2 separate regions of the Homo sapiens genome follow, and region 2 is linked to region 1. A link is a contact called in ENCODE Hi-C or POLR2A ChIA-PET data. All regions are on one chromosome and are shown on one strand. Each heading gives the region's core, a stretch centred on a gene start or an enhancer-like site at or near the end of the contact. The rest is flanking DNA. Distances are from core to core; before and after follow the strand shown.

Region 1 (2,700 bases), core at 57-2,556:
GGAAATTGGTTCTTTCTGGGAACAGTTTGCAGAAATATGCAGCCTGTCAGCCCCTTTCTCATGGGTGCATTAACAGAGCAGCTCACGATTACAAGTAACGAACCTTCTCCAGATGTGTGTAGCAACTCAGCTCCAACTTTATCTTCGGCCCTGAAGATGGACTTGGCAAGATGGATTATTTGTGGCTGTATTGTAATAACTTTGTGAAATTGGAATTCCCAGTGATTGTAATGGAGGGTGAGGAAGCGGCAGCAGAGGAACAGATAATTTCTCCTTGCAGTAAACAACGAAAAGACCAACAACAATAAAAAGGGCAAATCAGCTGTGGCATTTTCCTGCTTTGGACACCGACTCTTCCAGACTGTTCTAATTCTTTCCCTTTTATGATTCTGTTTATGTTACACACATTAAAGTTAAGTCATGTCTTAAATAAGATGGAAACTGGAAGTGAGATTTGGAAATGACTGAATCAGGCTTCTTAACTTTTTTCTTCTCTTGGAGAGCTCAAAAACAACGGACAGAAAGGGATATACCAAAGAAAACAATATTAATTGTCGGCTTCCATGGAAAATTCAATCCAGTCTTTCATTCATTCTCTTCCCAGTGCAGTGCCAGCAGACTTCTCTCTATATGGCTAAGGGCTTAATTTAGCTGACAAATTTCTGAAGGATAACTAAGCTTTCAGAAAGAAAGATTCTAGCTATAAATGAAGCATGTGTGCTCTCTCAGTCACAAAAGACAGATTTTTCCAGGATAAAGTAATTTGGGGTAAATTTCTCCTGTATTTTATTAGCAGTGATGATTTCAAGGGAGTATTCTTTTAAAGCAAGGCAGTATTTAAATCTTTCTTTTAAATCACAAGTCCCTTGAGTTGATAGTTATAAAACTGGGTTCCACTGGGAGTTATTTGTACATCTTCAAGGTTGGCACCCTTAGTTGTTTGATGTAGATGTTCTAGATAAAATTCCTAAAGTCCAGCTGTTATGATTTAGCTTAATATGTTTGTACAGAGGGGTTTCCTTTGTCATTGAAGAGATAGAGTCAAAACAGAATTAGTCATTCTTGCATCTTCTATTTATAGCCCACTATTATTCTGATGCATTGTCAAAGAATGAAGTGGACAAGAATTTTTCTTCCTTTCTTTCTTTTTTTTGTGTAAACAAAACTCTTTTTATACTCTGTGGATTTAACTTTGGTTGCTAACTTAGTCAGACAAGGCACTTAACAAAAATATTACTTCTTAAATGAAAAATTACCTATTAAGTCATCCCATCTTCATTTGCAAATTAAAGGTTTGTCAGTACAAAGTATGTGGGATGACCAGAAGTCATGGATGACTTACACTGAAGTGGCAAGGGTAGAAAAGGTCAGTTTGAAAATTTATTTGTATGGGTTGCTCATGACTAATAGTCCAAATCTGGAGAGTTTATAAACAAAATTCTATTCTGTTTATTTAGTTTATGCCAGCATTAAAGCTAGCCTGAAAATTTAGTGAAAGTCATTTAAGGAATTTTTATTTGGAGGAAACTTTAATTTTTATTTTTGAGGTCACTGAATAAATGTAGAGGTCTCTGTGGCCTGTACTGCAACAAGTAGAACAGTTAGATAAACTGGTTGTTGAAACTCCCTGGGCCACTGAGTTTTCTTATTTCTTTTTTTTTTTTTTTTAGTAGAGAGCTGACTTTAGAGGGATCAAGAATAGCTTGCTGGATGGAAGGAGGTAAGAAACAGGACTATCAATGTTTTACTTATCTGAGCTGTATAATAATTTGGTGTAGATAATTAAATGAGATGAAGTATGGGAAATGTGTTGTAAACATTCTCAAATCCTCTGCTATTATTGCTTACTGCAGCATCTGAAACAGCAGGGTCTGTCATGCAATAGCCCTCAAATCAATGTTTGTTGAGTTATAGTAAGTCGAATTAAAGAGTAGTTGGACAATTGCAAGTAATAGGTGGAAGTAGAAGGCTGAGAAAGTTGACACTTAGCGTTCTCTGTTGAAAACTATGCTATTAGCAGTGTTGGGTCAGCAAATGGCTTATTTTGGTTGGCAACCCCATGGAAAAGGATTTGCTGGATACAATAATAGTATATTCCCACAAAAATTCTGAAGTTTTATATTTTTGAGAATGTTGACAAGCCGGCAAATTAATGAATGGCTGCCAGTTGTTGAATTTGAATGTCACTCCTGGTGATTGTAAGTGTGAGTATGCCTTTGTTTTCCCTGTGTGCTAAACTCACGCTAGGGGTCCCATTGTTTTGAGGAGCTATTTAAGTAGCCTTCAGGAGAATCTGAAAATCATCCAAATCCAGTGTATAAGCATGAGAAGTCTGAGCTGAAGACTAAAAGTACTCTCCCTACAACCTGTCAGACATCTGGCCCAATGCTAGCTATAGGCAGTGGGGCTTCTTGATGGTCATTGGTGAGGATTCAATCTTTGGTACCCAAAGAGTGGGTGAAAGTTTCAGGAAAAGAAATCTCAAGCCTTGAGGCCTCCCATGAAGGCGAGACCAAGATTTCTCTTCCACAACCCAATCTTTACAATTATTCTGGAGATGGTTGGGAGGAGAGTAGTCATCCTCTTGACTAGAGGATGAGAGACTGTGCAGGAGAAAGCTCTGGAGGAGACCTCACCCTTTGTGACTAGTATGGTGTGTCTCATTCATCATGAGATGGTGGGTGATGCAGGTGATGAGTT
Region 2 (2,700 bases), core at 22-2,521, 90 kb after region 1:
CTTCAACAGATACTGTTTTAGTTTAACCTATTTTTATCCATCTCCCCTCCAAGATAATTCTTGTGAACTCAGAAATGTAATATTCTTGGAAATTTTTTGGCCCAATTTTTCTTCAAGTGATAGAATATGGTTTCAAAAACTATGTTTTGAGGGATGAAGTTATTGATTGATTCCACAGATCACTTGAGTAATTTAGCTGCATATTTGTCATTATAAAATAATGTCTCAATCTCTTGGAGGTGCTGGAAGCCCTTAATGTGTCTGTAAGGTGATTATTCTCTCTTGGGTGTGCCTCTGAGTAAAGCTTCCTCCATTTATCCTGTTTTTCTCCTAGTAGAAGAGTGCTCAACCTTCTGAATACTGTGAGAGAGGGTGTGCATGCATGTGTGCTGTGCGGGGTGATGGTGTTGGTGGGATGAGAGCATAATGTAACACCATGGCCCTTCATGTGCTTTCATTTGCCACTGAAAACAAATAAAGGAAACATTAGTATTCATAATTGTTCCACTTGATACAGCAAACTTTTATGGAATTGGGAAACTTGATTCAAATGATTGCAATATAATGCTGTTAAGAATTTTAGACAAGAAAATTAAAGCATATGATTCTGGAATGACATAAATATAGGAGTTTTTTTTTTAACTTATTAATCTATTTTTACTTCTTCTGGTGCAACTCGTCCTCTCGCCATCCACATCATATACCCGTTTTGGTTTCAGAAAAGTAGATCTACATGTATACAGCATAATACTTTTCTTTAAGGTCACAACATATCCTGAAAGAAAAGCTAAAGTTTAAATGAAATTACTTTTTTTTTCAATAGATTTGCTCCAAGATAGTGTGATCCAAATAGTGGATACTCAATAAATAAATGTCGATTTGATATGCAAGAAAAAGCTAAGGTATTTTTCAAATGCATATGCAGAGTGGACACTTGGCCCCTTAGCCTATACTGTTCATTCAGATAAGGTGTAAATATGGGGTTAGGACAGCAGGAAGTGATTAATTTTCTTAGATATTTAACATGGTCCTTTGAAGGGGATCAGCTTTTGAATCTTTACGATTATATTTATTGCAATGGTGCTTCCCTTCTATGTTTAGACATGAAAGTGAATGTCACTGTTGAACAGTAAACACAGGAGAATGACTATGTGACAGAAGTATGTAAAGTATTTTGTAATTCGGTAGAGAATCAAAGTCAGCTTCAGTTCTTTGCATTCTCAGGGATTCAGAAAGGATTAGATAACAATAGTTGGAACCTATGCCAGAGAGTAACTGAAGGATAGCATTCCTTGAACCTCAGAAACCTGGGTGAAAGGAATTGGGCAATTAAGGTTTTTAGGAAGTCTAATGGGGTCATTTGTGAATGCCATCTTCATGGAACTTGGCAAACTGTCATCTCAGAGATCAAGGGAGGTCACTGATGTGAGGGTTGGAGGAATGAAAGTGGAGTGACTGTTTCCTGCCAAGTATGTTTAAAGGCTCTTGTCTGAAGGTAGCTACAGGTTTTTTTTTGTTTAATTTGGTTTTGTTTTCAACAATATCAGGGAGCTAAAGATACATGTCTTTGTAAAGTGAGCTCTCCTGGTTTTCCACCAAAGTTATATTATATCCAAAGAGCCTATATTTGTTTTCCCCTTTATCCAATGACTAAACATTTATTAAATATAAATGATGTGTCATGCTGAAGATAAAAGTACAATGTAAAAATTTTTTTTTTACATTAGCTTAAACTTTCAAATACATTCAGGCTAGTACTGATTCATTAAAAATATGTATGGGGGGATTTCCTGTTACTCTGGGTAGGCATGGAGGAATTTGATTTTTTTTTTTTTTGGAGACGGAGTCTTGCTCTGTTGTCCCGGTTGAAGTGCGCTGGCACAATCTTGGCTCACTGCATCTTTGCCTCCTGGGTTCAAGCAATTCTCCTGACTCAGTCTCCCAAGTAGCTGGGATTACAGGCGCCCACCATCACACCCTGCTAATTTTTGTATTTTAGTAGAGATGGGGTTTCACCATGTTGGCCAGGCTGGTCTCGAACTTCTGACCTCAAGTGATCCACCTGCCTTGGCCTCCCAAAGTGTTGGGATTACAGGCGTGAGCACCATGCCTGGCCCAAGGAATTTGAAAGTGGGAAAAAGTACAATTACCTATTTATTTCAAGAGTGTTGTATATTTTAGGTGGGGCTATGGCAGTAAGTCTAAACAATGATGAGGAATCTGAAAACAAAGTCATCTGAAGAGAAAGGGAAGGAATTAAATGGAAGGAAAGAATATTAAGCAGATGCATGAGAGCTGTTTTCAAACATCTGATGGACTGCCTAGTAGAAGAAAGAATTAACTTTTTCTTTTCATGCACAACAAATGGATATGCGTTACAGGAAGGTAATTAACTTTATATAGGAAATAGTTTTGAGTTGACCTGGGAAGGGTCTTCATGCTTTTACAAGTACACAAGGATGAGGTGGACAGCTTGTAACCATTGAAGGCTTATGATAAAATAGCAATGTGTTAATAGTTTTTAGCGTGCATTTTGCCAAGTTATACAAAGGTTTGGAGCACAGGAGAACTTGTCATAAGGGATGTTGCCTGGCAGCTACTGTAACCCATGTGTGATGTGATAGATGCTCTCCTAGGATGGTGGAGGTGGGAATGAAGAGGAAGCTTGTATTTGAAAGACATTTTCATGAAACATAAACA

What was found. A loop is a pair of places that touch in the nucleus more often than their neighbours do. ChIA-PET counts read pairs that join two places held with the same protein, here RNA polymerase II (POLR2A).
Region 2: a loop to region 1 is called in a map of PC-3, with 2.2 times the contacts of the local background. The contact joins two enhancer-like sites. A Hi-C loop is called at or near these places in 1 of 168 maps with a recorded cell type or tissue (PC-3). POLR2A ChIA-PET finds 5 or more read pairs at or near these places in 2 of 52 experiments (BJ and Panc1).

Annotation. Positions count from the first base shown.
Region 1 is chr14:53,367,782-53,370,481 of GRCh38, forward strand. LOC105370504 (a long non-coding RNA gene) reads left to right here. Exons shown (of 4, transcript XR_943876.3): 2 at 1,671-1,720. Among named protein-coding and RNA genes, the nearest start is that of DDHD1-DT, 220 kb to the left of the region's middle. RefSeq lists an enhancer at 1-1,711. Within about 2 kb of position 1,307, at least 3 of the 41 ENCODE cell types and tissues checked have a DNase peak (open chromatin) inside an H3K27ac peak, as active enhancers do; they include PC-3, where a contact is called at or near this core.
Region 2 is chr14:53,457,325-53,460,024 of GRCh38, forward strand. The region is part of intron 2 of LOC105370504 (a long non-coding RNA gene); the gene reads left to right. Among named protein-coding and RNA genes, the nearest start is that of DDHD1-DT, 310 kb to the left of the region's middle. RefSeq lists an enhancer at 623-1,822. Within about 2 kb of position 1,272, at least 2 of the 41 ENCODE cell types and tissues checked have a DNase peak (open chromatin) inside an H3K27ac peak, as active enhancers do; they include PC-3, where a contact is called at or near this core.